4 separate regions of the Mus musculus genome follow, and regions 2, 3 and 4 are each linked to region 1. Evidence: chromatin loops called from intact Hi-C (ENCODE). Cell type or tissue: left cerebral cortex. All regions are shown on one strand. Links, peaks and the distances in the headings refer to the core of each region. The heading gives the core; the rest is flanking DNA. Region 1 holds the start of Gm52308 (a long non-coding RNA gene). Region 2 overlaps Nfya (nuclear transcription factor-Y alpha). Region 3 has its middle 9.5 kb from the start of Trem2. Region 4 holds the start of Nfya (nuclear transcription factor-Y alpha).

The links. A loop is a pair of places that touch in the nucleus more often than their neighbours do. Peaks named below come from ENCODE experiments on the same cell type or tissue, not always from the same donor. Only the 100,000 strongest peaks of a DNase experiment are listed, where the experiment ranks them.
Region 2: a loop joins it to region 1, with 2.9 times the contacts of the local background. A loop is called at or near these places in 8 of 42 quality-filtered maps.
Region 3: a loop joins it to region 1, with 12 times the contacts of the local background. A loop is called at or near these places in 31 of 42 quality-filtered maps.
Region 4: it touches region 1 in a loop (2.9-fold over the local background); 9 of 42 quality-filtered maps call a loop at or near these places.

What each region holds. Positions count from the first base shown.
Region 1 is chr17:48,270,769-48,278,648 of GRCm38, reverse strand. Treml4 (triggering receptor expressed on myeloid cells-like 4) reads right to left here. Exons shown (of 6, transcript NM_172623.2): 5 at 5,831-5,960; 6 at 3,291-4,269. The coding sequence ends at 4,156. It overlaps Gm52308 (a long non-coding RNA gene), which reads left to right and starts at 6,242. Exons shown (of 3, transcript XR_003952373.1): 1 at 6,242-6,432. In left cerebral cortex, for the core only: a CTCF peak has its summit at 3,610 (motif pointing left); DNase peaks (open chromatin) are centred at 3,586 and 3,885.
Region 2 is chr17:48,388,430-48,396,309 of GRCm38, reverse strand. Nfya (nuclear transcription factor-Y alpha) reads left to right here. Exons shown (of 10, transcript NM_001110832.1): 4 at 514-660; 5 at 2,758-2,889; 6 at 3,025-3,130; 7 at 3,804-3,970; 8 at 4,261-4,434; 9 at 4,960-5,061; 10 at 6,968-7,880. The coding sequence ends at 7,021. Among named protein-coding and RNA genes, the nearest start is that of Nfya, 17 kb to the left of the region's middle. In left cerebral cortex, for the core only: no CTCF peak of the experiment used is centred there; DNase peaks (open chromatin) are centred at 1,997 and 3,540; H3K27ac peaks cover 1,946 bases.
Region 3 is chr17:48,332,914-48,340,793 of GRCm38, reverse strand. No RefSeq gene overlaps it. Among named protein-coding and RNA genes, the nearest start is that of Trem2, 9.5 kb to the left of the region's middle. In left cerebral cortex, for the core only: a CTCF peak has its summit at 3,727; a DNase peak (open chromatin) is centred at 3,729; H3K27ac peaks cover 209 bases.
Region 4 is chr17:48,403,195-48,411,074 of GRCm38, reverse strand. It overlaps Nfya (nuclear transcription factor-Y alpha), which reads left to right and starts at 1,255. Exons shown (of 10, transcript NM_001110832.1): 1 at 1,255-1,449. It overlaps Oard1 (O-acyl-ADP-ribose deacylase 1), which reads right to left and starts at 1,075. Exons shown (of 6, transcript NM_001289490.1): 1 at 703-1,075; 2 at 171-247. The coding sequence starts at 209. In left cerebral cortex, for the core only: no CTCF peak of the experiment used is centred there; DNase peaks (open chromatin) are centred at 2,045, 2,489, 2,974, 3,638 and 2 more places; H3K4me3 peaks cover 1,664 bases; H3K27ac peaks cover 1,961 bases.

The DNA of each region.
Region 1 (7,880 bases), core at 1,390-6,389:
GTCTGAGCTAGCACAGCTGAGTTGAGCCATCCAGCTGGAACTCAGAAAGAAGTAGAAAGGAGGAACTTACTCAGCAGTAAGTCACAGAGACAGAAAACATTCTCAGCTTAGAATAGATTTCACAGAGGCTGGAAGCTTCCAGGACTAGGCCTAGGTTAGCAGATGGAGGGAGGGAGCCTCCAAGATGACAGCTACAGCAGAAGAATCATAGTTATTTTTACAAATGTCCTCTGAGCCTTGGGGCAAGGGATTCATATAGATGTCCCATCCAGGGCTCAGTGTGAGGAGTGGGTGTGGCAGCAGTCCCAAGATGGCGCCTGGGACTGCAGCTAAGTCTTATGACTTGCACCTGACTTCCTCATACACCTGAAAATAAGCCACGACCATCGTGAGAGCTGCGCAGGTGCACCATGATGCTGGCGGTGTAAACAAGTCCATATTTGGTGGAGACGTGCCCCTGCCGCCCTGATTGGCTGAAGCTGCATGCCTGGTGAGGTGATGTGGCCTGCCGTGAGTAGATGGGGGCTGAGTGCATTTAAGCAGGGCTCCCTGGGCACCCGGGCACCTTCGAGGCGTTCCTGCAATAAAGGCTATTGAGAAGAATCCGACTGTGTCGTGTCGTTCTTATGAAGGCAGCTTTGACAACATGACCAGGTAGCAGAGCAACACCAATGGGTTCTTCCCACCGTAGGAATCCCTACTGGTGTCATGGCTGGTGGCAAAATGACCCATCAAAGGATGAGAATGAAAACTCAGTTCAGCCCAACTTAGCTGAGTTGGATCAGATTCCAGGAGTCTGATGCCCCTGTCAGCATATTTGAACACGGTATGATTTGGAAAAAAAGTTCCCTGGTATAATGCAGCCCCCGGGTGCACAAGGAGGCATAATTACTTCAAAACCCAACTCAAAGTACATGTCATTTCTTCCAAGAAGATGCGTCCTAGAGATATGTATTTAGCTTAAGGGCCTAGGGAAGGATCTGGCATGGTCTCGGTCATACAGATATCATTTGGGCTATTAGCCACCTCAATCCTGGTTGAGCTCCTGGTTATATAGATAATGTAAGAATCATTTAGACTATTAACTATCTCCAGCCTTGGTTGTGGAGGCTTGATATGGCCTGACCCGACAGACCACCAAGCTGTTAATCACCTTTAATTCCTAGCCCTCTACATGGAAAAATAGGTCGTGCTTCCTTTCCTTTGGAAAGAGAATCCTGCATGCTTAATATTTCTGGTTTCCTTGGTAATTTGTGGGCACAAAACCTTCATGCTCCCAACATCCCTGCATTTGCTTCTTGGATGACCAATCCACAGATGGTTCTGCGTACTTCCTGTAGATGCACAGTAAGTATGATCTCTGGTTGACTAGTAGTGTTTAGGGAACAACGCTGGAAGCACCAGCAGCTTAGATTCTGAAATCCTACCAACTCCTCTGGGTATAGATTCTAATCCACACGTGGGTTTCAAGGACAATACGATGAAGATGTTCCCCACAGAACTGTTTGCACTGTGACAATGAGAGGGCAAGACATCACACAAACCCTGGGTCCAGCAGTCTCCCCCGATGGAGAGCATGCACGCAGTAGAGTATGCATCAGCATTGGAAAACAGTAGCCTGGGCATCTGCACCCAGCAATGAGCAAAAGAAATAAATATATGGGGGAAAGTATACTGTATTATTTTATAGATGTTAGTAATATAGACACAGAGTCTAGAAAGATAGTTCACTGTTCTTGCAAGGGACTGGTGTTCAGTTCCCAGCATCTCACAACTGCCTGTGACTCCAGCTCCAGGGGATCTGATGATCTCCTCTGGTCTCTAAAGGCATAGCACTCATGTACGCACATGCGCGCGCGCACACACAGAGTCAAAAAGAAATACAGTCACAAGGGGGAAATGCCTCTTTTTTTTGTAAGGCATCAGTCACATTCAGGATTACATACCAAATGCATTTGAGTAGTGACCTTGGTTTGAAGAAATCAAGTGGAAATAAAAAATGAGAATGTAAAAGGAGTGAGTATAGGCTTAGACTTTTCTAAACCTACATTATTTGGGGTTCTAGAATGCTCTAAATTCCCTTCTAGTCCACTGACCAGAGAGTTAGTGGGAAAAGAAGGCTTATGGGAAAAGGAGGTTGTGGACCTTCTTAGATGTAGTTCTTTGGGGTGATTCACTCTTCGTTGTTAGGACACCAATAGTTCGGTACTAATAATAGCCAATTATATACTCAAATTGATCCTGGCAGTGGTGGCAGCAGTGGCAGCAGTAGCAGCAGCAGCAGTGGCAGAAGTAGCAGCAGCAGCAGCAGCAGCAGCAGCAGCAGCAGCATTCCTTACTACCCCTCCCTAATGTTCTGAGTTCTCAAATGAAACACACACACACACAGTCCTTATATTTTGATATGCCTAAATCAGCTTAATGGCTGGGCCACTTACTAACCTCCACATGGTTAATCCACCTCCCTTCAATATTCCCAAGTTGTCACATACTAAACCCTATGTTCCATCTTTGCTGCCCTCGCCCTCTTGGGCTGCTTTCCCTCAGCTTCTTCATGGCAGCTGTTGTCTCTGTCCTGCACCTTCTCAGGCATGATGTCTCTCTCTCCTCTCCTCCTCTCAGAAAGGCAGAGCTCCTTTTTCCTCTCTCCCCTGGTCCCTTCTTAAAGGTCCCGCCCTGTCTGCCCTGCCCAGCCATTGGCTGCCGGCAACTTTACCAATCAGAACCAACTGGGGGCGGGGTCCCTCATTGTCTTAAGTTTGGACGTGCAGATTCCCGTGCAAACAATTTTGGAGACGCAGATTAACATAATACAAGCAGCCACACCAATCCAATAGCAAACACCAAACATGAACCACTAGCAGCAGCTTGGTCCAGAAGAAACCACAAGTTTCTGCTGAACTGGCAAGAATCACCCAGAAGACCACAAGAAGTTCTCTCTACAAAGTGAAGCTCAATGCAGCCCAGCGCAGCCCAGTCCAGCCCAGTCCAGCCCAGCCCAGCCCAGTTAAGTGTTGCAAGGCAAGAATGACCGCTCATTGTTTATGGGGTTCCATTTATACTCTTTCCAAGCATCACACACCCGCTCAAGCATCCACTCCAGCAAAACATCACATGCCCTCTCACATGTCTGCTTCAGTAAAACATCCTCTCCTAAGGCAGCCTCCAGGAAAACATCATGTGACACAACTGAGTTTACAAAGAAACCAGAAATCTCCACTTCAAAGGAGAAATGGAGCAAAAGTGTATGCACTGATAGGATCATCAGGCTGGTATGAGCTGAAATATCTATGAAGAAACATCTATATTTTATTCTCCCACACATAACATAAAAAAGGAATAAAATGTGACCCCGTCATAGTGGCCTTTTTATGGTTACAAGGCTGTGGCTACATTCAGCATGTTGTTAGTAGCGTATGCCAGTATCCAGGCTCTCCTGAACGTCACTCTGGACTCTTCTTGTTTTACAGATGTGACATTCTTTTTGTTCCCTAAGGGATTCTCCCCGGCTCCTCCCATCAGCCAACCATCCTCTTTGTATAAGCAGACTTTGTGCAGATGAAATTGCATCACTGGGTAAACCAGCACAATACTGACCCCTGGTGGTCAGCTCTGATGTGCATGAAGTCAGCATGATGTGCATGAAGGGTCAGTTTGGGGAGGTTTTGGTCTTGTTTAAAACACTTTTTTCCCCCCTTTAACTTCTGGACTTTCTCGGTTTGTGGTCCGCAGCACACAGCCTTTCTTGGCTCCCCGTGTTAGCCTTTAAGTTAGTTTCCCCCTCATTTTAGGAAATCTAGAGCAAACCAAGAAGGTGAGCTTGTGAACGTGAGTAGAGTGGACAGGCATGGGCCTTGTGAGTAGCTCACTTGGGAAACAGAGCCTGTGAGGCTTGTGATGCCAAGGGAGGCAGGAGAGAGAGTGAGAAAGGCCCGGGGCTGGGGATCTGGGAAAGCACTTGAGCTGGGTGTTGCAGATGAACTGCCCCGTGGTTGGTCATCTTGGCGGAGGTCTGGGCTACGGGGTATACAGCTCTGAGGGTGCTCGATACTGGAGTGTCAATTAGCCCTGGCGATTTGAGATGCAGGTCTGGCTGTTGTCTCTCGTGGGCTTGCCTGATGGCTTCGGTAGAGCGGAAGTTTGGCCTGTTCTGCCTTAGTACCAGTTAGCCTTCTTCTCATACCCTGAGATGTGGCTAACCGTGTCCAAGGACTTGGAGATGTGAGGTAGTTTTGAAAGCTCCATCGTCTCTGCCATGTACTCTCGTCCCTGAGGAAGGAAGGAAGAAGTTTCCTAAGTGTAGCATCTCTGTGTCTTCTTCTCTTGCCTGCCCCCGGACTGCTCTCTCATAAGTTCTTCCTCTTTCCTTCCCCTGGAGGCCTTCCTCAGGTACCTTCTGCTTTTTATTTATTTTTATTAAACTGGTAGAGAGATTTCCAACAGGGGTCCTAGGCCTCTCTCCTCTTTCTGAGGAATAGGCTGATAGCCCAAGAAATAACACTCCTATTGATCTCTGCTAAGATCTTACCCATCCATCTTCTTAGGTATATTCCCTGGGATAGTTGTGACCCCAGCTCTATTGCCCCTGTGATGTATGTTACACTAATCTACAGACATGCGCAGTTTGAGCTCACTGTGGAGCTGCCTCTGGAAGTGAGGCTCCATCATGCTCCATTGAGATAGAAGCGGGTGTGTTTCAAAGTCTTCTTGTCTGGGAATGGGTGAACTAACTTTAAACAGGGAGGAAGAGAACAGCAAAACGGACCAGGACTGAAAACACCATGCTTCTCTCGTGGGCTTGCCTCCACAATCTCCTTTTTCTATAAACCTTCTTTCCCCACTACCTCTCTGGTCAGTGGACTAGAAGGGAATTTAAAGCATTCTAGAACCCCAAATAATGTAGGTTTAGAAAAATCTAAGCCTATACTCACTCCTTTTACATTCTCTCTCTCTCTCTCTTTTTTTTTAATTTCCACTTGATTTCTTTAAACCAAGGTGAACAGCCTGAAGGTTATGGCCTTAGTTAGGGTTTTATGGCTGTGAAAAGACTCATATACAAAGGGAAATATTTAATTGGGGCTAGATTACAGTTGCAGAGACTTAGTCATTATTGTTCACAGGAAAACATGGTGGCATGCTGGCAGACAGGGTGCTAGAGAAGGAGCCGAGGGCTCTACATTCGACTAGCAGGCAGCAGAAGGAGACTGTGTGCCACACAGGGCATAGCTTGAGCATATAAGACCTCAAAGCCCACAGTGACACACTTCCCCCAACAAGGCCATACCTCCTAATAGTGCCGGTCCCTAGGGGCCAATCATTCAAACACATGAGTCTATGTGGACCATTCCTATTCAAACCACCAAATTAATGTCTCCAGCAGAAGTTACTGTTGCTTGCTGCCACCTGGTATGGAAGTGTAGAGGCAGGGAAGGTGGAATTCCAGCCATGGGAAGCGCATCCATCAAGGCAAAGCTCGCCTGGGAGCCAGCTGCTGCCTCAACTTTGCTGGTTAATTTGATGGTAGCTGTACCTGTCCTATTTGCTTCTTTGTTCTTCTGTTGAAGCCTCGCCCAAGGGAACACTGCCCTGCCAGGGACTCTGTCTCCTGGAAACACGCACTGGTGCCTCGATGAAGCTTCCTTCTTTTTTTTTTTTTCTAGATGTTTTAAGTGCCTTGTTTTATGATGGTTTGCTATCTCTCTGCTGTTTGGCATTTGTATTTTTTTACTTTGGCTTGCTAGTAGTACTCACTTGAAACTGAAAATATGGTTGTCATAGAGCATTCAGCAGACCGACCCTATAGCGGCCCCACCCCGGTCAGGCCACTCACCTGGCCACTCCTCCAGCAAAGAAGCACACAGAAAACTGACAGCATCAGGGCCTTGAGCAGGAGGAGTCCATATTGCACAGAGACCAGAAGCCCCGGGGAGGTCCAGCCAGGAGAGGAGGAACTTTGGTTTCTGGAGGCAGGAGACAGACAGAGATGCCTGGGTGGGGATGTCACCTGCTCCTGTGTGACCCTAAGCCATCTCCTTGTAGCTGCCTTTTATGTGCATACGGACCCTCCATAAGCTCTGAAGGGAAAATGAATGCAATCAGGAATGGAGCCCTGGGGTCCCTAGGCCTGAGAGGAAACCAAGTTAAAAGACACCCAGTTGGAAGGGTTAAAAACCCTGGCTGGGGATCTGAACTGAACTGGGAGAAGGAACCTCCTGACCTCATTAGATAAGAAGCCACCAAGCTTATCTGGCTCAGCAGGCCAGCGAGAAGATCACAGAGAGAATTCAGCAGGCCAGCGAGGAGATCACAGAGAGACACTTCAGGGGAACTGAGTCTTCACCTTCCTTGTCTGCTCCTTCCAAGTGCCCGGCCCCTTTGCTCACTGTGAAGGTGTGACAAGGTGGTTCCTGATGATGTGACTTAGCAACACGCGTGAGTACATGAGGTTGCCCTTCAGATTTTCTGTCCCACTGATTATCTTCCTTGTTGTCTGCCGAGTCTCACTGGATTGGCATTATTTTTCCCCATTTGAGGTCCGTAACTGGCCTGCCATGTTTGTCTTTTAATTGATTCTTTTTTCCAGTCTCTTATCTGCTTGCAAACATTTCCCATAATGTTGCTTGTTGAGCATAATCCCTCCCTCCTCCATGTAATTTGTTTAGCTTGGTCCCCACGATATATGTTTTTAATGTTTTCTGTAAAAAATAAAAAATAAAAAAACTCCTCTTCTCCCAGATATCCACCTGCTATTTATTTATTTTGTTTTTTTTGGAGACAGGGTCTCACTATGTAGCTCTGTCTATCCTTGTTATGTAGACTAGGCTAGCCTCAAACTCACAGAAATCCACCTGCCTCTTCTTCCAGAGTGCTGGGATTAAAGGCATGCACCACCACACCCAGCCATGTCTTTTTAAAAATTAGCTTAAGTTTATTTTTCATAGTTATGCAATTTGAATCTGCCCGGGATTCAACACTGTGTAGAGTGGCAGATCTTCTACGACTGGGGTTCATTCTTAAATTACGTAGCTAGTCTTCCAAATAATGGGAGCTTGCCCCTACTGTTTATGGATATCACTATATGTTATAATCTGTCCCTGTATTTCCACAGGTCTGTTACATGCGTCCCACCTGGTCATCTGTCCCTCTCTGTCCTGGTACTCACTCTGTAGACCAGGCTGGCCTTGAACTCGGAAATCCGCCTGCCTCTGCCTCCCAAGTGCTGGGAATAAAGGCGTGTGCTACCACTGCCCGATTATTTTTTTTTATTTTTTTTATTTTTAGAGAGGTTTTATGTAGCTCAGGTCATCCTTAAACTCTCTATGTGGGGCAGAATGATCTTTACCCCCCCCCCCACAACCCCCTGGTCTCCACTTCTCAATACAGGGATTACAGGCATGTGTGTGGCCACAACAGACTCACTTCCTGTACCTGTGCTACCCTGTTCTCAGAGGTAACAATTTTTTCTTATTTTATGTCTTGTATGAATGTTTGGCCTGCACACATGTATGTACACCATATGCATGCCCACAAAGTCCAGAAGTAGATGTCAGACCTCAGAAACTGGAGTTATAGCCTGTTGGGGGTGCTGGGAATTAAACCCCGGCATGATCTTTATTGACCTTGTATCTGACAACATTGCCTAGCTTTTTGATGAGACTTAATGGTTGCTTGATTCAGGGGGCATTTCTTGTTTCAGGTTTTGGTATTGCTTGGTTTGTTTGTTGGATTTGGGGAAGTAGGTTGGGCTTTTTCTGTTTCTGTTTGTTGCTGGTTTTTAGAGCTTGTTGTTTGTATAGCCCTGACCTTAGGAGTTGTTCTGCCATCCAGTCTGGCCTTGGTCTCACAGAGCTCTGCCTGCCCCTTCCTCCCCAGTGTTGAGT
Region 2 (7,880 bases), core at 1,078-6,077, 120 kb before region 1:
TTTGACCTTTGACTATCCAGCTTGGCACTTAATCAAAAATAATCAGAAGTGTCTGAAGAACACTAGACTTATCTTCTTGGAGCTGTAGTGATGGCTCGATAGTTAAGAGTACATATTGCTGCTGCAGAGGCTTTGATTTCAGTCAGCACCATGTCAGACAGCTCTTAATCACCTGTAAGTCAGGCTCCAGGGGATCTGACATCCCACTCTCTGTAGTATATGCACATAACCTCCACACAGAGAGACAGACAGAGAGAGAATATGAATATTAGAGTTTACAAACACTGTCTCAGGCCAGGATTTCATCTCTGCACTTGGGAGGCAGAGGGAGGATATCTGAGTTCAAGGCCAGCTAGCACTACATAGAGACCCTGGTGGGGAGGTGGAAGACTGACCTTCCTAAATCTGCCTTGCCTCCCCTCTTCCAGGCAGCAGGATAGTTGCAGTGATTGATCATCTTTGTGAAGCTGCTTGTGTCTGACACTATTTCATTGTTATTTTATTTCTTTCTAGGTCCAGGGGCAGCCGTTAATGGTGCAAGTCAGTGGAGGCCAGCTTATTACATCAACAGGCCAACCCATCATGGTACAGGCTGTGCCTGGTGGACAAGGCCAAACCATCATGCAAGTACCTGTGTCTGGAACACAAGGTTTACAGCAGGTGAGCAGTGTTTTTAAAGTATTTAGGTTGTATGTCAGAGTAGAAGTCTGGTATGAGTGTGGATGGTGTATATAATTCATATGTGTACAGGTTTGTACACACATGCTTTCCCTTAGTTTTTGAGACAACATCTTTTACTAGCTGTAGTCTGGGAGCCTGCTGCTGTCTCCTGCCTGTCCTCTGTGCCAGGGCTGCCATGAATTCCTGTGGATGCCAAGGTTCCAGTCAGACCCTTGTGCTGTGCACCACATGCCTTACCTCTGTCTGAGCTGTCTTCCTAGCCTGCAGAGCAGATGTTTTGAAGAAGAAATTGCTGCAAAAAAGACAAAAAACAAAACCCAGCTGCTTTTGCTTGAGTCCTACCCCTTACTTTGTGCTTAGTCTTTCTGCCTTTGTTGTACTGTACTGCATAACAGGAGTACAGCAATGTGGTGGAAACGGGTATTCCTTGCTACCTGAAACCCTGGAGCAAAACAGTCCAGGTGGAACCAGGTAGATTTGCGACCTAGTCAGCTGCCAACACTTTTAATTGAGTTAAGTAGTATTCCAGTCTTTAAGAAAATTTGGGCAGTGTATAGCCCAACAAAAAGGTCCACAGATGTCTCTAAGACACGGGGCCATCCATGGTCTGGTTTCCTTCCCTTTCCCTCCCACCAGCAGTCAGTCCAGCTGGAGAGTGGTGGGACTTGAGGCTCTAGTCATGTCCTTCACAGACTCACCTTTTCAAGAGTGACCTCCCAGGCTGCTAGATCTGGGAATGCTCCAGAGGGTCAAAGGAACTGTAATAGATGCTTACAAAGCCAGTGAGAAGGAAGGCGGGTCTAGGGGTGGGGTTGAGGGGTGGAGGCCAGACTTTAGGTAGCTGGGACCATGGCTTGGATTGGGGATATTCTAGAGTATAAAGTACTAGAAATTTTGAGTTGTGGGCCTTCCTAAATGCTTTCCCATCAGATCTTTTAAGGTTTATATATCAGTACTCAAGAAAACAGGATTTTGTTCCTTGAGCAAAGTGTTAAGGCTTTTTTGTTTTGTCAATTTACAAGATTTCAAAGAAAAACATTTAAAACTTCTTGTCAAGATTCTGATAAGTGGTTACCTCACAGGATCTCTTGCTTTCCATCTTTGTAGTGTGAGTTTTGCACTCTAAAACCTGCAGGGTAGGGATAGGAAGAGCTAGTGAACACTGCCAGCAGCGACGAGTGACAGTGAGGGATTTGGAGCCTTGTCTGTGTTACTCCTGTGGATCATCATATCCTAGAGGTTGTTGGCTGAAAGCAAGAAGCATTTTGTGTGAGTTACTGTTCTGCTGACTCACAGGTTAAGGGTGCTGGTACAGCATGGTGGGGAAAAGGTGGCAGCAGGAGGCAGAGTGACTACTGCTCTGCTCACTGTCTCCTTCTTAGTTCAGGCTGCCACCTCTGTTAATTAATCTAGAAACAGACATGCCTAGTGTTTGTTTTCATGATGATTTTCTGTCTAGTTAAATGGGTGGTTATACATTTCAGTTTCTGTGGATCGGAAGGTTGACAGCTGATCTGTCTGTCTATCCAGGATCTAATCAAAGTGTTGCCTTTGCTGCCATCAGCATAACGTTTAACTTGGAAAGAATGTATTTTAAAAGTTGTTTGATTCGTTGATAACAGCACTTCAGAGTATGTTTAAGTAAATATACTTTAAAAAATAACCATGCCACCAACGATTATTTTTTTAAAGGGACACTTTTGTGTCCCTAACACTGGCCTTGAATTCCTAATAACCCTACCTCTGCCTCCCAAGTTGTAGAATTGCAGGCATATTCCTCTGGGTATTTCCTGGTCTCTAGTGGAATTTGTTCAGCTAATTTTCAGAAATCAAAGACTGAGACTGGAGAGATAGCTTATCAGTTGAGAACACTAGCCATTCTACTAGAGGACCCAGATTTGATTCCCAGCACCACCTTGTGGTCACAGCCATCTGTAACTTTAGTTCCAGAGGATCCCTCGTCTGGCCTCTGGACACCAGGCACGCATACACCTAAAATAAAGAACAGAAACAAATAAGGAGCCAGAGGAGTGGTGTCAGTGTGGTGCCAAGCTGTTTGTGTATTCTCTTCCACAGATACAGTTGGTGCCTCCTGGACAGATCCAGATTCAGGGTGGGCAGGCTGTGCAGGTGCAAGGCCAGCAGGGTCAAACCCAGCAGATCATCATCCAACAGCCACAGACTGCAGTCACTGCTGGCCAGACTCAGGTGAGTCCACCTGCTCCTCTGTCATCAGGACAGCAAGCCACCTGGTTCACATGGGATGTGAATGTGAAGAACGTCATCAAAATGGGGTCTCCGTGAGTCTCTGGCATCTGTTAAATATGTCATTGTTTTCTACAGACACAACAACAGATTGCTGTCCAGGGACAGCAAGTGGCCCAGACTGCTGAAGGACAGACTATTGTCTACCAACCAGTTAATGCAGATGGCACAATTCTCCAGCAAGGTAAGCTGCCGCTATTGCAGTGGCCCTTTTTAGGGCATTAGTTTCAGCCTTTGAGTACCTGAGAGTGCTTCAGAGTCATTATGAAGTCCATGTCCTGTTTAAACAGCAACAGGATTCCCACCACATCTGCAGTGACCGACCGTCAGTCAGCACATAGACCAGCCTGATGCTGCTTAGTCACTAGAGTTCCTTCCATTTCACTTTGGGCCTCTACATCTATTCACATAGGTGTTTACTTAGAGTCACAAGATCGAAGATGTAAACACCATACAGAGTGCAAAGGCTTAGAGAGGTACGCCCTAGGAAGAGGAGGTATGTAACAGGACTAGACTTGGCTTCAGGGAAACCATGCTCAAAGTAGACTTAAATGCTTTGGAAGCTAAGTTTAGAAAGGAGATGGCAGCCAGATTCTGTGATGGTGGGCGGAAGTAGAATTTATTTGGAATTGGGCCCTAGACTGTTAGACTTTTAGAAATGAACTGAACTTAGCAGAACACAGTGAAGCAGCAGAAGGCACTTGCTTTCTTCCATGTGTTTGCCAGTTATCCAGGAGGGTATACAGGAGCCAGGTAGAAGGGACTAACTCTTTCCCCTTCTTTCTGTTCCGTGTACCTGCTTATTTTATTTTGTTTTGTTTTGTTTTGTTTTTGTTTTATGTTTTGTTTTCTTAAAGTTACAGTCCCTGTTTCAGGCATGATCACCATCCCAGCAGCCAGTTTGGCAGGGGCACAGATCGTTCAGACAGGAGCCAATACCAACACAACCAGCAGTGGACAAGGGACGGTCACTGTGACACTGCCTGTGGCAGGGAATGTGGTCAACTCAGGAGGAATGGTCATGGTAAGGAAAGTGTCCCTGGCACTGGAGCTTCCCGTGGGGTTCTCTTGTCTTTGAGCTGCAAGTTGGTGTCTCCTGTGAAGTCACTTATGATGTTAACTTCTGGATTTGACGCTAACGTCATCCTTAAGGCACTAGCAGTGGTCTGCATCCACAGGAAGCCTAGTTCATTCTGATGCCTACCAGTTAGCAGACTAGTCTGGATGTTGGAGATGCAGCAGTATGGGTGTGAATGGGCAATTTTATTTAGGGTTTTCATGCCAGTAATAAGGTCTGGTCTCCTGTTCATGCAGATGGTACCAGGAGCTGGCTCTGTGCCTGCTATCCAAAGAATCCCTTTACCTGGAGCAGAGATGCTGGAAGAAGAGCCCCTGTATGTGAATGCCAAACAGTATCACCGCATCCTTAAGAGGAGACAAGCACGGGCTAAGCTAGAGGCAGAAGGGAAAATCCCAAAGGAACGAAGGGTATGTGTGCCCTGGGGAGTGCTAAGCAGGAAGCAGTGCAGTTCTGCATCAAGCGTGTGTGTTTCCTTGTCCCAAACACTGGAATGCAGGAAGGTTTACTATAAGACTGGTGACAAAATGTCTTGGAAACAAGGGACTTTGTCCTTTCTACAGTAAAGTCCAGAGAAAACGTGTCCTCTGGACTTCCTCTTGTCTTAAGGCTGCAGTGCTCATGTGTTGATTGTACTTTGAAGTGGCAGTTGGGCTCTAGCCAAGGAGCCAAGGGAATAAGAAAGCGGCCTCCTCATTTTAAAGGAGTCAGTCTGTCTGTCTGTCCCATTAGCCAGCATCCACTGACCCAGTCTAAGCTATAGATAGCATAAAGATGGGATCTCCTCCTGACCTGCCATTTGCTCAACCAAACCTCGGTCAGTTCCCGGAGCAGAGGCCCTGATTGCACTGCCTGAACTTGTAGTGATGGACTCTGCAGTAGGTGACTGCTAGGTCTTCTCACTAACAGTGGGGGCTCTTATTTCTCTTCTCTAGAAATACCTCCATGAGTCTCGGCATCGGCACGCCATGGCACGGAAGCGTGGGGAAGGGGGCCGCTTCTTCTCTCCAAAAGAAAAGGACAGTCCTCACATGCAGGTAAGGACATTGCATCCATCCTTTCACTGTTGCCGCCCTTCTCTCCATCAACAATGGGCTGTCCTCCGTTTAAGGAAGAAACACACTCTGTGCAGCATGTGATGCCTGTTGCTTAGCTTCCTTCCTTTAGAAGCACTGAAAGCTCCAACCCACGGCCTTTTTTACTCTTGGTTTCTCAGTTCTTTGTTAAGGAAAAGTTTTACTTTCTTGTAGCGTTCGATTAGAGTCAGTATCATTTAATGCTGTGTGGCAGTTCTTGTGTCACGCATTCTAATAAGCTTTTATTTGTTGTTGTTCAACTGACTGAGAACCTCAGGTCCATAGAGTACATAGCATTTTTTACATTTGAATAGGAGTTCTTGAGATCTTAGGTAACTTGCCTAAGGCCGATCCTTGCACAGCTGAATCAGCCCTGGAAGTGCAGTCCACATCCCAGTTACCCTGGAAGCTGAGGCAGGAAGATAACAAGGTGAGGCCATGCCTGGGCTAGAGATGAATTCAAGCCCAGCTAATTTAGTGAGACCCATTCTCATAAAGGGCTAGTAGTGTAGCTAGCTCAGTAGTGTAGAGTATTTGACTGGCATATGAAGCCTTGGGTTCAAATCCTGCTTCCTCCACAAACAGACTCATCAACTGAATTCAAACTCAGGTAGTAGAATCTCACTAATTATCTCACATGCTTCTGAATTTGTCCAAAATGGAGTGCTTGTTCATTATTCTATTACCTAAACAGGTGGCTTGTCACCACCCAGTTATTACAGTTTAGATGGTTCTGATTCTGAAGTTCTTTTGGTTCTGTTTCTGAAACATAATTTTACATGTTTACATGTTTATTGTACCCTCCTGACTGATGCCAGCCTGGCCTAGTCCTCTTTCTTGGTTTAGATTAATATATCCACTGTCATGCCTCTTGCCTCCCTTTGCATTTTCCACATCTCAGGATGGTGGTCGTCAGGCACCACATCACACCTTCTCCTACCTTTGTTCTCTCACCCCATGGTTAGTAAGCATATGTCTGGGTCTAGATTCATTTGTTCACTGTTTACCTATTTATCTGTTTCTCTTGCCTGGTCCTTGGTCCTTACACTTTCTAGTCTGTAATGTTCTTTTCTCCATCATTTCCATGACTATCCCTTCTTCTCTCTGTGTAGCCTAGGCTGTCCTCAGATTTGCACTACTCCTACCCCAGTTTCCCAAGCACTGGGGTTACTGTGGGAGCATGCCACCACAGACTTTGGTCTGCCTTACTTTTAGGCCTGGCTTAGGTCTGAGAGGCTTTGAGCCTGCTCTCATCTCTCCTGGAGCTCTCTGACCTCTTATACTTTCCCATAATTCCATCCTTTACCTGGTAAGAACCAACAAGAGGTTTTCTCTATTTGGTCCCCATTGCTTCCTTTATTGCAGAGTAAGTGACATTAAAATAGAAAGCTTTGTTGTGTTGTATTTTGGGGGTTAACTTATTTTCCAGTTCTAAGTGGTTGGGTTCATGATTCTTTTGCTGGCTCTCTTCACTAGCAGCAGCATGGAATTCCTCTACACTCACAGGGCCCCATCCGGTGGCCACGTGCAGTTCTGATCAGATAGTGAAGGCTTTAATAGTCTACCCACGGCAGTCTGCAGGTTCCTTCTCCTTAGTGAACCACACTGCGAACATCCTGACAACCCTCTGTTCTTAGTGGTATCTGCGCATGTCTGTGAATAGGAACTGCCAGCTGTAGGCCATGGTGTGGAAGGCTTTCCTTGTTCTCCATGCTGACATGGGAAGTTCCCTCACCTCTTTTCATCTCATATAAAAATAATGACACAAAATTACAGTGTATCATGGTGCTTGCTCTGGGGCTTTGTCCTAGCCACTCAAGCACCTAAGTGTTGATGTAAAGGACTGTTGTGCTGTCTCTCTCTGTAGGATCCAAACCAAGCTGACGAAGAAGCCATGACACAGATCATCCGAGTTTCCTAACCACAGGAGGGTGGCAGAGCTGATCAGTCACGGTCCTCTCCACTGTTCTGGAAATGGACTGACTTCCAGTGGGGCACTGACAGTCTCACTCTGCCCTTTCTCAGGACAGAAACTACTTAGCTCAGTATTACAGCTGCAATGATGGCTGACAAACTGAAGTGGCAAGCTTTTGTCGCACCCCTTCATTGAGGATCTGTTTCAGACTGTTGGACACTGACCTTTTGCAAATTTGGATGATTAAAAAGAGGTATTTGCCAGCCCAGCATTACAAACACAGCACTTATGTTGAGTGGTAAAGCCATCCAGTCAGCCATTGCAGTAGGGGAGAGCAGCCTTCTCAACCTGGTCCTCAGTCGAGGCAGCCACAGCCCCTGCCTCCCTGTGGGTTCTCAACAGCATCCATGCCCTGGTGGGGTGCCGGGCTGCCTGATGCATAGACACTTGGCACTCAGGTGGCTCCCAAGCAAAGAAGCTTCCTGTTAGGACTTGGAGCAACAGACCAAGCTGCTGTCTTCTGACCTGTGCTGATAAGAATCTGTCTGCCCACATGCTAGGTTGGTGTTTACTTCAGCCAAGAAAGTACAAAAAGGATATTTGGACTCAGGATAAAAGGATAGATGGACCTAAAAGGTACATTTCTAGCTTTGACTGTGGTCTGCTCATTTCTATTAACAGCCATCTGGGTCATAGTTCATACTGTGGCCACTTTAGAGACAGTTTAGAGAGTAAAGAACAAAACTTCAAAACATCTGTGCTGAAGTGTTGAGGACATTCACAGTCGTTCTCCAACAGAGGCGAACCTAGGGTATTCAATCATGGGCTTTATGACAGCAAGTAGCAAATGGAAGGATCTGTGCAT
Region 3 (7,880 bases), core at 1,071-6,070, 62 kb before region 1:
TGTTGTTGATTGGTTGTGTTTGGTTTTTACACAAGTGTACTGTTTTATTGGCAACTCTGGTTACCAGTAATGTTTTAGGTATAAAGAAACGAGGTAAATAGATTTGATGCATTTAAGATTCGATGTACTTAAATAGACTTGATACATTAAATAGATTGATACATTTGATACATTTACATTTGAAACAGCTTAACTTTAAGATGCATAAATTTGCTGACAGCAAACTCAAACAGATCTGCCTGCCTGTCTCTCAAGTGCTGGGATCAAAGGCACCACCTCTCCAGGCACTGTAGTTGTTGTTTTTGTTGCCATGGGAATCACTCAGTCTTTGACCCCTGGCTAGTTACTGAGTCCTTCCAGTTGATTTAAGCCCACCATCTTCCTAGCCACATGGCATGACAAGATGTCTCAGGCCTGGCTTCTTCACTTCTTATTTAGACTTGGCTCAGTCCATTTCAGGCAACGCTGTTGCTATTTTTAGTGAAAATGAGTATTTTAATGCCAGGCCTGTGTCTTTGTTTCTTCTCCCATGGCTGTGATAAAATACTCAGACGAAAGTGGCTTTAAAATGAGATGATGCATTTGGCTTGCCATCCCAGCTTACAGTGCATCATGGTGGGAAGCCATGACATCCGAGGCTTGAGCATTACATCATCACAACCATAGTCAAGGAGCAGAGAAAGACAATCCATGTTTTCTGGTGCTCAACTCCCTTTGCCTGTTTTCGGGATGGTCCTGTAAATGTAATTAGGATATTCTCCGTCAGCCAGGTTCCAAGGCTCATCTCTCAGGCAATCCTAGAGTCGGTCAAGTTGACAGTTAGCATTATCATTTGTCATTGCAGAGGCCTGTGATCCCAACAGTTGTAAAGTCAAGGCAAGAAGATTGCTTTGAAGGACAGCCTGGGATATGTAGGGAGAACCTGACCCAAAAATTTTTTTAAAATGTATTTCAAGAACACTGCAGTGTATGTGATCATCTGTAAAAGTATATTTTATTCTTCTGGTGTGATTGTCTTCTTGGAGGCTTACTACCTCTGTCTGCTAACCTAGGCCTAGTCCTGGAAGCTTCAAATCTCTATACAATCTTATCTAGGCCTAGAAGGTTTTCAGCCTCTGAGACTTACTGCTAAATAAGTGCATCCTTTCTAGCTCTTTCTGAACTCTGGCTGGCTGCTCAACTCAGCTAGCCGTTCTGGTTCAAACTCCACTCCAAGTTGACTGATTCACTCTGACTTCTCTCTTGGCCTCTGGCTTTTTGCTCTGCTTGGCCTTGAACTAACTCTAGCAATATGTCCTAACCTTCTGGCTCCTTCTCATTCTCTGTCTCGTTCTGTCTTCATCTGTGTCAAGCTTGTTCTCTCTGCAACCTGTCTTTATAAAACTCTCCCAATAAAACTGCCTTTGCTCTCTCTCTACATTGCCCCTCAAGTAGCTTCCCGTTCCTCTCTCTTCTTGGGAGAATTGGGCAGATTCTATTCTGTTGAATCTTTCTCTGACTTTTCACTTTCTCTGCCACTCAATTAGACATCACTTGCAACATGGGTGCTTCCAACTACAAACTAATTTTACCTTTACTGTTTGGGATTAAAAGTGTATACTAAAGACATGTCTGTATTCTAGCCAGAGGGATTAAAGGTGTGATTAAAGGCTGAGCCATGCTACAATTAAAAACAGGTTTGTTTGTTTGTTTGTTTTCAGTTAACACAATCTCAGAGTTCTCAGTGTGATCAAATATCCTGCAACAATCATTAATTTAGTACAGCCAAGGATCACCTGAGAAGACAGTCTCAGTCAGGGGTTGTCTAGATCAGGTCGGTTGTGGGCATGCCAGTAGAAGAGTGTATGAGTTATGATCTTCACTGTGTTAACTGATGTAGGAAGACCCAGCCCACCATGGGTGGCACCATTCCCTAGGTAGGGGATCCTGGACTAGATGAGTGAAGAGAGGTGGCTGAACACAAGAAGCATGCATTTATTTATTCTCTCTGTGCCTTTGACCCTGAATGTGACTAGCTGCTTCAGGTTCCTACCTTCGCTTCTCTGTGACAGCAGACTGTAACCTGGAATTGTAGGCTGAATAAATGGTTTGTTGTTGTTGTTGTTGTTGTTTTCCCTCCTAAAGCTGCTTTTGTTAGTACCTTTTATCACAGCGACAGAAATGAAACTATGATGACCACAATCTGGATACTATGGGGCCTCGTTGCTACTGGGCTAGTCACTAATTCTGGGCTTTTTTTAGTGGGTAGAGGCAAGAACTCTTCAATCCTTTATTTTTTCAAGATGGCACCTTATATAGACCAGGCTAACCTTAAACTTGAATTATATCTTAGGATAACTGTGATCTCCTGATCCTTCTGCCTTCCACATCCCTACTACTGGGATTACAGGATTACATTGACTAATTGTTTGTTAGACACTTTCAATAGAAAACTAAGATGAGGACCCTTGAGATGATTCAGCAGGGGTGAAGGCTCTTGATGCCCAAGCCTGAGAACTTGAGTTTAATCCTTAGAACCCCCATAAAGGTAGATAGAAAGAACCAATGCCACAAAGCTGTCACCTGATCTCTCTCTATGTCCAGATTATGTCAACTGTGACCCCCCCATAATAATAAAGTAATTCATAGAAAAAAATTCTATGGAGTTCTATGGAAATTCAGATGGAGTTACCACCTTCATCATGTGTCTTTGTCTTTCTCCCACCCAGAGAACCTTACCTCCAAACAGTAGTGTTAGAGGCTCAAATAACAACTCATTTGCTTTGTGTCACATAGGTGGTACAAAAGTCACAGGATAGTGGCAGCAATGCCCCTGCCAACACTGTGCTCTCTGACGCTGTTATCACTTTAAGCGCTGCTTTATTCTTAGGGCATATTACACCCGAGGAAGCAGACAAACGACTATGCAAAGTTGGTACTCAGTTCATGTGTTTCTTTGCCTCCTGCCCGCCTTCTTCCTCATTCTCCCTTCCCGTCCTCCCTTTCCTCTGCTTTTTACTCTTGCCCTGCATATTCTCCCCCTCTCTCCCTTCTCTCTCTCCCCCTCCTCTCCCTCCCCTGCTTCTTAATCTTTCTCCTGCATATTCTCCCCCTCTCTGCCTCTCTTTTGTGAGTGTTTTTGTGACGCTATGATGTAATAAAAATTCGTATTTGGTCTCTAGATCAGGTTCTTGAGACAGAATCCCTAATGTCCTTGTAGATGTGAGTACTTTGTTCCATTTGGGGTTTTTCACTCTGGATTCCTGACTTTGATCTCCTGAGATAGCTGTAGTTGTCTGAATGGGGAACAGCTGACAGGAACACCTACATTTCCTAAGTGGTAGGAGCCCCTTGGTGGGCTCTGAGCTAGCGTCAAGATGGGGGCTAGTTGCCGGGGGAGAACCAGGCTAAGAGGGCTGAGAATTTCAGGTCTACTTTCAAATTTCAGGGAAGGATAGGGGCTGAAGATAAGTAGTCAACCATGGCCAATGATGTCATTGTGTCCTGGTGATGGTGAAGCTTCTGTGATGAGACAGAGTTCAGAGAGCTTCTCAATGGATGAACATGTAGGGGTCCTTGGAGGTGGCAGAGCTGGAAGACAAGGATGCTCTGCCGCCTAAAGGCTCTTTCTGTCCTGATGGAGGCATTAATGCCTTCACAGAAAAGGGTTATTAGAGAATCTCTGCTTTACTGAACATAAAGACCAGAACCAGGTTTCACGGCCAGCCTCAGTAGACTCTCCGCACGGTGGCGCTGTTTCCCTACGTTGTCCTGTCTATGCTGGGTCACAGCCCTCTTAGTGGCAAGAGATAAAGCCAGAGCCAAGGCCAGACTGACCTCTGTTAACCCCCAAATGTTCCTAAAGCTATTTTTAAAGTTATGGAACATCTACCCTAAAATTATCATTTGCTTCTGAATTTGAAAAGCAAGCAAGAATCATTCTTAAATTGGTTGCTGGAAATTGAGACTCAATTAAAGATTCAATTTAAGTCTTTTTAAGGGGAGATTTTAAAGCAGCAACTAAGAAAAATTAAAATTTGAAGACCCGTGTGTAGAAATTATAACTCAAGTTATGAGAACACTTACGAAGAAGCCAACACCCCCAGCACACATGAGTGCTGTCAATACTTAGGATAAAACCTCTCTTTGGGTTTCTTTTGTGTTTGTTTAACACAGTCTTTCCGTGTAGCCCAGGCTGTCCTAGAACTCACAGAGACCCTCTTGCTTCTGCCTCCAGAGTGCTGGGATTACAGGCGTGGTCCCCCACACTCAGCTTGTTTAATGTCCTAAAAAAAGAAGAAGAAGAAGAAGAAAAAAGGCTAGCCTACATCTTTTTTTTTTTTTTTTTTTTTTTTTTTTTTTGGTTTTTCGAGACAGGGTTTCTCTGTGTAGCCTTGACTGTCCTGGAACTCACTCTGTAGACCAAGCTGGCCTCGAACTCAGAAATCCGCCTGCCTCTGCCTCCCAAGTGCTGGGATTAAAGGCGTGTGTCACTACCGCCCGGGTAGCCTACATCTTTTAAATTCTTGTGCAACCAGAGCTGGCTATATACTGTGTTTTACAAGAAATGAAGTTTACTGGCTGCAGACCTGGCCCACAGACCTCTGATTCAATCCCCCATGTCCTCTCCCTTTCTTCACCTGGATGGAGACGGTCCCCCCAGATGCTCTAGTTTCTCAAGGTGACAGACACCCTTGTGGGAAAGAACGTGGGTGCCTGGATGTCTGTGTGGAGCAGAGCCTCCTTGGTAACTGACACTGGAGCTGGGATGAGAAGCAAGCTCGTGTCCGGGTGGTGTGTTACCACAGCTAGCTCACCTACAGCTCAACAACAATGTGACTCCCATGTCTGTGGGAGCTTCTGCCTCTTTCAAATTCTCTCCTCTCATTAACTCAACCAAAGGACCAGAACTTCTCAGGCTACTTGCTTAGGGTCACCAAACCACCCTCACACTGATCTCTCTTTGGGGGCAGAATCTTTCCCAGCTCCTTCAAGATTTAGTGTCTTTCCAAGACTGGCCACCAGACTTCTCATCAGAGGTTACATCCCTGTGCTGGTTAGCGGTTTGTTAACTTGACAGAAGCTCTAAGACCATCTGGGAAGAGGAAAATTAATTGGGATAATGTTACCATAGGATTGGCCTGTCGGCAACACAGTGGGGCATTTTCCCGATTCATGATTGATATGGGGAGGCCACAGCTCATTGAGGGTGGTACCTGGGTAGGTGGTCTCCTTCTATCCGTTGGGGAGCAGAGTGGGTGGTAACCAGGATTCCTCCATAGTTTCTGTTTCAGTTCCTGCCTTCAGGTTCCTTCCCTGACTTCCATCGTTAATGGCTCTTGATGAGGACGTGAAAGCCAAATAAATCCCTTCTTCCCCAAAGGACTCTTGGTCATGGTGTTTATCACTGTAATGGACCGCTAACCAGAACACCACTGCTGTGTTTCTCAAGTCCTTCTCCTCAGCATCCATGTCCCAAAGAAACGGACATCACTCCTCTGCCTCTTGCTTCATAACAGCCCCGAGCCTCTGCACCTCCCTGTGGCTTCACCTCTGTCCTCCATTGGGTGGTGACAGATCAGGTCTTCTCCTCAGAGCCCCCTCCCACTCCAAGTATAACCCCCACATGGACTCTTGCACCAACTATTGCAGTAACTGTGTTTAAAAACGAATGTGAGTTGTTAATCCCACCAAACAAGATTACCCAGAGTCTTTGGTCAAATTCAGCAAGCTTGATTTTCTGTCAGGGCCATCTCCCTAAAGTGGGGTTTGTGGAAATAGTATTGAACATATGAAAAAGTAGGGCTTCTATAGCCCCCCAAAACCTGCAAGACTAGAAGAGGTCTAAGGGTTGGGAAGATTTCCAGAGGAATTTTAGTAGAAACTTGGCTGAACATCTAAAAATTATTTGGTAGAACATCTTATCAGGATGGAGGTCAGGGTACAGGGTGCGGAACATGTCAAATTCCAGAAGATGGGTTAAGACCTGGTTAAATCCAGGTTTTACAGAAAATAGGAGTGACTTTATAATAAGATGGCTTTTAATCTTAAAGTGGAGTCAGAATGGCCCATCATCCTCTTGGGTCTTATGTGTCCCTTTCAAATTCTTAATAGGGAACGGCCATTTATGTCTGTTGTATGGCTAATAATGCCAGCAGACAGCAAGTGTCTTAGCTTTTGTTGAAAATGGTTATTAATTAGCTCTATTCTTAACATGACACAGCCAGACCCCCAATAATTGAGAGTGAGTACTATCAATGTATTTAATCAGCTTAACACAATGACTAGGTGCTTATCCCTAATCTATTTTTATACACTTGACTGGTTAATTCCCAGCTGCGCTCCCCAAGTTACTTGCTGTTTGAGTCTCCCTGGGCTGCCTTCCTGCTCCATCAGCTGGTCCTCAGGATGCTCTTCTCATGGCTCATCTCCATTTACAGCAGCCTCCTCCTCTCTTCCTTTTTCTCCTCCCTCTTCTCTCTCATGGTCCTTGCCTGCAGCCTCCAGCCTGTTAAGGAAATCACCACCTACCTTCATTCTCCCTAGTAATCGGCTGTGGCCATTTTTATTTAACCACTCAGAGAAGATTGGCGAGCAAAGTTTATACAACATTATTTGGTGTACGAGAGAATTTGCTCATTGAGATGGCACCCAGATCTTGGGGACTGGTGTTTAGCATTTGAGTATGTTAGCAGCACCAGGCCAACTCTCTATACTAGCATTTTCTATTTGGCAAGAGACAAAATTTGTATCATAGCTAGGGTCTCTAATTTGGTCTGATTGGTTAGTGTGGGAAGCCACATGTGTCGTTGCAGGGTGGCGCAGGCTACTGCTGGACACCACGCATAAGTTTGGGCAAACAACCAATGTGTACATATGCAGTAAAGTTTTTTGCCAAGACACTGCCTGACCCAGGCATGATAATGAGGTTTTGAGAGTATAACCAATCAGATGTGAGACACGCAAATGAGGTATGTTAATGATGTTCGGTGAGGTACTGAGAGAGAATAACCAATCAGATGAGGAACATGCAAATGAGGCTTAGTGCATAACCAATCTGGATGTGAGACACGCCTCTCCTATGCCTATATAAGCAGCACCAGTTCTGGGCTCGGGGTCTCTTTGCCTCTGCAATCAAGCTCTCCCAATAAACGTGTGCAGCAGGATCCTGTTGCAGCGTAGTTCTTGCTGGTGAGTCGGAAGCGCGCAAGAGGTTAGCATAGAAAGAATACATTTTTCTTAAAGTCCTCTTCTTTGCTCTTTGTATAGAGTAGGCCAAGTACCTTAACATATTGTAGAACTATTTTAGCTAATGAATCTAGCTGTTGATAGACCTTGCTCTATTTGGTTTCAACAGGTACCTTTTTTTTTTTTTTTTTTTTTTTTTTTTAACAATGAGAGAGCCCGGTATGCCAATACATATAGTCATTTTGTTCCCCTTGCGAAGAAGTTGCCTTTAGATCTGACATTCTAGCCTCCGTTGAGGATAAGGGGCAATGCATTCTCTTAACTACTTCCTGCTGAAGTTAGAACGCCATCATCAGGGCCCAGGAAGGCTGACTCATTAGGCAAAGCCCAGAAAGGGGGTAGGGCAAAGAGGTTTTCATCCGAAGCATCAGGCTCACTGTCCCAGCCAAAGACAACAGGGAACAATCACATCAGATGGAATGGCTCACATTCCTTATCAGCAAGTGAAGTGCTTTCCAGTTTTGTAGGGCTAAGATGTAGCTCACCCTTGGGTCAGTTGGTAGTTCATAGCTGATTTCTGGATGCTGTTTATCAGCTGAGCGGAACTCCACAGGCACAGATATAGACTAGGGATAGAAAAGAAAGTTAAGGAACTTGGATCTTACATTTGGAGATTTTCCTTTTGGCATAGGCATCAGGCAGAAATATTTATC
Region 4 (7,880 bases), core at 1,108-6,107, 130 kb before region 1:
GTTATTATCTGCCTAGGGTTGTATTAGCCTTTTCTAAGTAAATCAGCTAGAGAGAAACAAACAGGGAGGGGCGAGAATCCAATTATTGGTTTAATTAAAAAGTGTTTATGCTTTTGACCTCAATTATTCTGATTTTCACTTCACCGATAAATTTAATAGCTGTTACGCACTCGACTTCCTTCTGGATCTTCATTAAGGCGGGTGGCCATGCTACTGAGTCGCTATTTCCAGAATTTAAGAGTTCCTTCTGCTAATGAAAAGGAAAAGCAAGTAAAAAAATACCGCTCAGGCAGCCCGAACATAGCGTGTTCAGATCACCCTGACAACCCATTTAGTCTTCCCCACCTCCTTAAGGTATTCTTTCTGGATGTGAGCTCACTCAGCCTCTAAGAGGCAACACAAAACAGCTTTCCAGGAGCCGAAGCAAAGGCGGTCCTAAGACACACCTCCTTACTTCTAGCAGGGAAGGTTTAGGACAGTCCAGAATTTTCCCAGAGAATATAGCTTAGAACGGGAAAGACCTGGCCACAGTTACACTGAGCGGCAGGGTGAGCCGAGAACTGCTTCTCAGGGGAAGATCACCACCAGTCTTGGAGGTACAGGAAGGAAGGTCTGATAAGACTTCCCCGTCTCTCCTCCTACCCTAAGGAGGGCAACCCTGGGATCCCGCAGAAAAGTGGGTACTGGGGGGTCATCCTTCACCTGCAAAGGAATCGGCCGTCAGCAGGCCCTCCTCCAAGCAGGGAAGGGTTCGGGATGAAACCCTCGTAGGTAGGAAAGCAACAGAAGAGTCCCGACACGCAACAAATCCCGCCAAAGCCTTTTGATTGTACGCACACTCAAGATGGCCGCCCCCATCCCTTAACGGGGCGGAAGTGAGCCTCTCTAGCTGGGTAGCGGCGCCCGCTCTCGGTAGTAAGGGCTTCAGAATTTCCGGCGGGAAATTCCGTAGGCTCCCGCTACCGCTCAGGCATGCGTACCGAGATGCCGACCCCGACTGGAGAAGAAGAGCGCTTGCGCATTCGGCCCCAGAGGGTGGGTCCCAGTGGACGCTTAGAAATAGGTGGGCAGGGGGGCGTGTCAGCGCCTGCGTGGTATATAATTCAGGGAGGTGTTTAAGCAGCAGCGTACGGAGCGTGTGAAAGGCGCCTGCGTAGGCCTTTGGCGGGAGGCGGTGTCAAATCCAGGAAGTGGGTGTGGCCTCTGGAACGCCTGCGCGGTGCTCTTCCTAGGGGGCGGGGCCAGGCTGGCCGGGGTTATGGGGCGTGGTCTCGAAGGCGCTTGCGCGAAGGCGGTTGGAGGGAGGCCCGATTCCCCTTTGTTCAGATTCGCCATTTTGCGAGGCAGCGGCAGTGGCGGCGGCAGCGGCGGCTGGAGCCTCTGATTGGGTTTCGGGGTCCGGTACTGGAGCCAATCAGCGCGGGCAGCGAACCGGGGGAGCGAGGCACGGTGAGTATGAGGAGCCAATATCCAGCGGCCCAGAGCCGGCCCCAGCGCCCCGATTGGCGGGTCTCGCTGACCACTCAGGAGAGGCCCAGGCGTCCGTCGAGCCCGGGAGTCGAGCCGAGGCTGCCCGAGCTGGGTAGCCAGTAGCCCCGGCTCGGAGTTGGTGGAGGCCTGCAGGGGCCGTCCAGCGTTGGGACGGCGTCCTGGAGCCAGGCTTTTCGGGATCTGGATCGTCTCCGGGGGCCGGTGGCGGATGCGCCACCGGTCCCCGATCCTCGGTCCCGAGAGGTCAGGTGGCTGACCGCCCAGCCACGGACCGTGGCGGTTTCCCCACGTCGTTCCAGCCTCATCCTACGGCCTGTCCTTGTGTGTCCCCACATTCCGGGCCCCGACGAGGCCCGTGTGTCCTGAGCTCTGCACAGTTGGGGCTACAGATCCGGAGCGAGGCCAGACTGAGACGCGCGGCGCGGCCTCCCAAGACCCACCCCGGGGCCGTTGGCGCGCCTGCCGCGCCCCTCCTCTCGGCCCGCCACCGGGGCTCCCGGGCCGGCGCCGTTACCACCCCTTTCTGGCTCGTCATTTCCTCCCCGCTCAGCCCGCGGTGCCGGCACACCTCCGTGCTGGAGCCCAACCAAGCACTCTTCCTCTTTTTGCTCAGTGTCTCGGTGTTTGAAACGCCGCTGTTGCAGAACTGATAACCCTTGTGCATCCTTAATGATTGGGGGCACACATCTCGCAGTTCCTATTATCCCTGTCTCCTCCCTTGATCTTTTCTCCCTTGGATGCTCTCTGGTTTTGTTTTCCTTTAATCTCTCCACTCAATAGCTCGGCCCACTCGTGTCTCTTTTTTCTAATACACCTTGAAATCCCGCGCGAACGTTTTCTCAACTGATGTTTTAAAACTTACACGTGCTTAGATTTTCTTTCCCCCTTCGGGGGACAGGAAGTCTTCCAAGGACTGCTAGCTATTAGTCTTTGGCGGACGTCACCCAAGTGCTGCAAGCGAGTAGGGCTAGGAGCTATGTCTGCTCGGTGGAGATTGACTGGTGTTAGTGTTTCATAGGGATCTGATCCAGTACCCAGAAGTGCACTTTACATGAGGAAGCCTATTTTCAGCGCCACGCTTTTGATTGGTGATGGAGGGTGATGTCCTCAGAGAGGAAAGACTGAAAAGAGTAACTGGAACAGATAGTGCGGTTGGACGCAGAAAGGCCGGGAGTACTGAGTTTAGGCGGGAAAGTCCAGTTGGTAAAAACCTTTGCAGGTCTTACAAAGGAATTTTTTGAAAACGGTTTTGACTGGAGGTTAAAAGTTAATCTAGAGTGGATTTCTCCCCTAACCTTGGGGGTGAAGGTTGCTGACCTGAGGATTCTACCCCATAGTCTTGTATTTGGACTGGGTGTTCTAACTTTGATTGGTATTTAAAAAAAAAAAATGGATGCATATGTCCACCTCAAAACTGCCAAATGTTTTTGTGGACAAAAGGCAGTTCTCCTCAGTCACTGTGACTCAGACCTGTGGAGCCTCCACTGGTTCCTCTGCATCTGCACTTTAAGAAAAAGTAGTGCAGACTCTCGATTTCTCTAATCTAATCACAGCCCAGGCATCTCCCTTTGTTTGAAATACTTCACCCTATACTACCTTCATCTGGGTGAGATCTCAGACTTAAACCTAACTCACATGACACCCTTTCCCAGTGCTTTCCTTGGTTTGTCCCCAGTGGAAAAGCCTCTGTCCCCCAAACTCCATTTACTGTATTTCCCTTTAGGAGTCTAATACACATTTTTGTTCCTTTTTAGACTTAAAAGCCTCTTTGAAGTTAACTTGTTTTGTTATTTAGTTCATGCTATCTCCTTAGTGGAGACAAGGAGCACACTGGAGCCTTCAAAGGCCCTAGCTGGGTGTGTGTGTGTGATGCCAGGTCAGATGGACTGCGGTGATCAGATGCTTATTGTAGGAGCATTTCTGGGCATTTCAGCTTTTGAAGATTCTAAGTGCTGGCCAGCTACTTCTGTGCCATGTAAATGGGCAGGAAATGCTATGGAAGAGAATGTCTCAGAGGCCAGAATAAACCCATTCTCATTCCTATTCATTCATATTCTCACTTTCAAAAACACATTCACAAGTCTGTAGAAGAGCTAGACAGACTAAATCCAGCTGGCTCAATTCTGTCATAAACTTGGGCACAGAAAGCGTAAGGAAAGGAAGTGTGTCAGGTTGTGTCACAGTTCTGCTGGCTGAGTTGATGGAGGAAGGAGCATATGGCCGCACTGGAGCCAAGAAGTCGGCACCATGGGCAACCTGAGGGTTGTGCTCCAAGCGCCACCACTCCCTTATCAATGCAGAATGGCTGCTGGGTTTGAAGCTGCCTCCAAAGCCCAGTAGGTTTCAATGGCCTAAGAGTGGAGCATTTGTATCAGCAAGATAACTGAGTCAACTCCAAATGTTCCTTACAGCTATTCCAGCCCTCTTGCCCACTTCAGGCTCCATTCTGCATTTAATCTGAGACGATGCAGACTTAGGACATTTAGCCAAGAAGAAAGTTTTATAGGAAAGCGTCTTGGGGCTAGTGGAAGCGGTAAAATACAGAGGTTGTTAATATCTTAAAAAAAAAAACTTTAAAATCTAATCCTTGTATATCTGTATTTTGGTGAGTTTTTAAAGCTCTCCACACCTGTACAGTCCCACTTGAAAAAAAGGGTGAGAACTTTGGTCATCCCCAAAATGGTCGTAGAGCTAGCTCATCTATTCAGTCTCTCCCACCTCCTTCCCTCAGGCTCAAGGAACTCCAGTTTGCTTTCTGTCTAGGCTTCTGATGTCAGAGTTTCTTATCATGGGGCCATGCTTGCTTATATTGTAGCCCTACTTTATTAGTCTGGAGACAGGTACATTGTTAGACAACAAGGTAAAATTCAGAAACATTGGATGGACTGTAGTAGTACAGGCTTTTAATCCCAGCAATCAGAAGGCAGAGTCAGGTGGATCTCTGAGTTTGAGGTCAGCCTGGACCACCTGTTAGCACCCTCAAGCCCCCTCACCCCCAGTAAGGAAAACATTGGTGCCCTAGTGGAGCCACTTAGTTTGGCTGATTTACCATATTGGACCTGAGGTCTCAAGAACCAGCTCAGGCAACTGGCTCCAACAGGCTGGTGTAAAATCTGCAAACTTAGCCAGCTTTTCAGCTGATGGGATTAATAGTCAGAATATAGAAAGAGCTCAGAAATTACAAACAAAATAACCTAAGCTATAAATACTCAAATTGATTAGACAGTTCTCAAAATAATACACATGGCCTATAGTTGTATTTAAAAATAACATACTGAGCCATCAGGAAAATGCAGATGAAAACTATACTGTAATTTCCTTCTCACACCAGTCAGAATAGTTGTCATCAAGAAAATAAAGAGTGCCGGTGAGTGAGGATAGGAATAGCTCTTAAATACCATCGGTTGGGATATAAGTCAGCTCTGCCACCGTGGAGTGTATGCACATTGGTGTATTAGGGTTCTCTAGGAACAGGACAGAGACTGACGTGTGTGTGTGTGTTCAGCTGGTCTTCAGTATATGACAGAATCTAGAAGTACTAGGCTGTACAGCCAGTGAAGGAATGAACTTGCCAGCAAGGGCAAGTAGGCGAAGGGCAAACACTTTCTTCTTCCAGTTCCTTTATATGGACTGTCACCAGGTGTAGCCAGATTACAGGTAGACCTACCCACATCAAATGATTGAACTTAGAACAATTCCTCACAGGTGTGCCCAGCTGCTTGGGTTTTCGCTAATACCAAATGTATCAAGTTGACACCAAGAAAAGCCATCACACTGTAGACATACCCCCCCAGCCCCCCCCCCCCACTATATGATCCCGCTATACTGTCTTGGGAGTACACTTGAAGAAGCTAGAGTCAACATGTACTAAAGACACTGCACTTCATTGCTGTGCCTTCATCACCAAGTTAGGGAATCTGTAGGCGCCAATCAGTGAGTAAACTGGTAAAGAAAATGTATGTATACTCAGTGTAGTATGCATTATGGTGTTTGTAGGGAAATGGATGATACTGAAGCTATATAGTAAGGTAACAAAGGTATATTCAGAAAGCCAAATACCAAATATGCATAATCTAAAGACAAGAAGGGATCATTTGTAAAATGGGGTCAGTAGTTCAGACAGGTTATGTATATTGTTAAAACATACAGATAAAAACCATTATTATACAATGAACACATGCCAGTAAAGTAGCAATCAAGTTCGAATACATTGCTAATGAGGTAGTGATTAAATTTAGTTATGTTGCCATTCATATTGTCTTCCCTTTGCAAGTCTTTGTAAGTTCAAGTCAGAGCCAGAAATCTGTGTGTTGAGTAGTCAGTCCATTGGAACCCACAATAAAGGCATAGTGATCTATTTTGGTTACAGGTAATGAATGAGCCTGATTATTTTTATTGAATATTTCCCCCTACATTGTAATGTAGCAATTTCCAGACAGTGAAGTTGAAAAAAATGTTATGATGGATACCCATGTACCTATTACTTAAGACTCTATAATTACCATCTGCCAAATTAAATGCTGGCTTATCTCTCCACAAACTCATTTTATTTTTTATCACTATAAGAGTAAGTTACTACTGGGGGGCAGGGAGAGACACTTAAGACACCTAGAAAAGAACACTCCCATCCAAGTACTGAGGACTGACCAATCAATTCCCACCTTGCTTGGCTTGTGAGATAAGACAAGATGGGGCTTTTCCAGGGTGGTGTGGCAGAAAAGGATATGAACTTTCTGAGTAGGGCCGCATTCTTAAGCATTAACAGAGGGGGGCTGGTGAGATGGCTCAGCAGGTAGGGGCACTGACTGCTCTTCCAAAGGTCCTGAGTTCAAATCCCAGCAACCACATGGTGGCTCACAACCACCCATAATGAGATCTGACACCCTCTTCTGGTGTGTCTGAAGTCAGCTACAGTGGATTTATGTATAATAATAAATCTTTTAAAAAAAAGAATTAACAGAGGGGTTTTGTGAAGTTAGGATTTAGCAAAGTAAGTAGCTACAGAATCAAAGTTTTTGCCTGCATACCATTAGTGTGTTTGTCTGTTGAAGGAAACCACTCATCCTCTGGGTAACTGCCCTCCTTTGAGACAAGGTCTCTCGTTGTTTGAGGGCTCACCAATTAGGCTGAACTGGAGACCCAGAAGTTGTGCCGTCTCTGCCTCCCCAGCTCTGGCTTTATAAACAGGCCAGCACACCCAGTGTTATGGGCATTCTAGGGTCAAGCTCAGGTCCTCTCCTGAGGCAGGTACTTTACCAACTGAGCCATCTTGCCAGAACTGCAGATACTAGAGGACTAGAACTGCCAGGCATGAGATGGGCTCTGCAGTTCTCAGAAGGACACAAAGGGCCAGCATTTTTAAAAGTGACTGACATACTTATCCACCAGAGCCATGCAAATTAAAATTTACCCCACCCCACCTCCCTACCTGAGTCAACAGCTCATCTAGAAGGGCAACAAATGCTGCTGAGGATGTGGGAAAGAGGAGTCTTCACTATTTACACTGTTGGTGTGTACAAATGAATACAGAGCTTTCTCAAATAGATCTACCATGTGACTCAGCTACATACATACTCAAAGGATCCTATGCTACCTCACAAGTACTTGCACTCTCCTATGCACAATAACAAGGAAGTAGAACCAACGTAGATGTTATCAGCAGAATGGGTAATGCAAATAAATGTCATGCATATGTAAAATGGAATTTTAATACAGCCGTAAAAATGAACTTTACAAGAAAACATAAATCTGGAAAGTTTTAGGTAATGGCTGCTCTTGGTTGTCAACTTGACCACTTCTAGATTTAACTAAAACCCAAGGAGCTGAGTACACCTGTGAGGAATTCTTCTTTTTTTTTTTTTTTTTAATTTTTTATTAGGTATTTAGCTCATTTACATTTCCAATGCTATACCAAAAGTCCCCCATACCCACCTACCCCCACTCCCCTACCCACCCACCCACTCCCCCTTTTTGGCCCTGGCGTTCCCCTGTACTGGGGCATATAAAGTTTGCGTGTCCAATGGGCCTCTCTTTCCAGTGATGGCCGACTAGGCCATCTATTGATACATATGCAGCTAGAGTCAAGAGCTCCGGGGTACTGGTTAGTTCATAATGTTGTTCCACCTATAGGGTTGCAGATACCTTTAGCTCCTTGGGTACTTTCTCTAGCTCCTCCATTGGGAGCCCTGTGAACCATCCATTAGCTGACTGTGAGCATCCACTTCTGTGTTTGCTAGGCCCCGGCATAGTCTCACAAGAGACAGCTACATCTGGGTCCTTTCAGCAAAATCTTGCTAGTGTATGCAATGGTGTCAGCGTTTGGATGCTGATTATGGGGTGGATCCCTGGATATGGCAGTCTCTACATGGTCCATCCTTTCATCTCAGCTC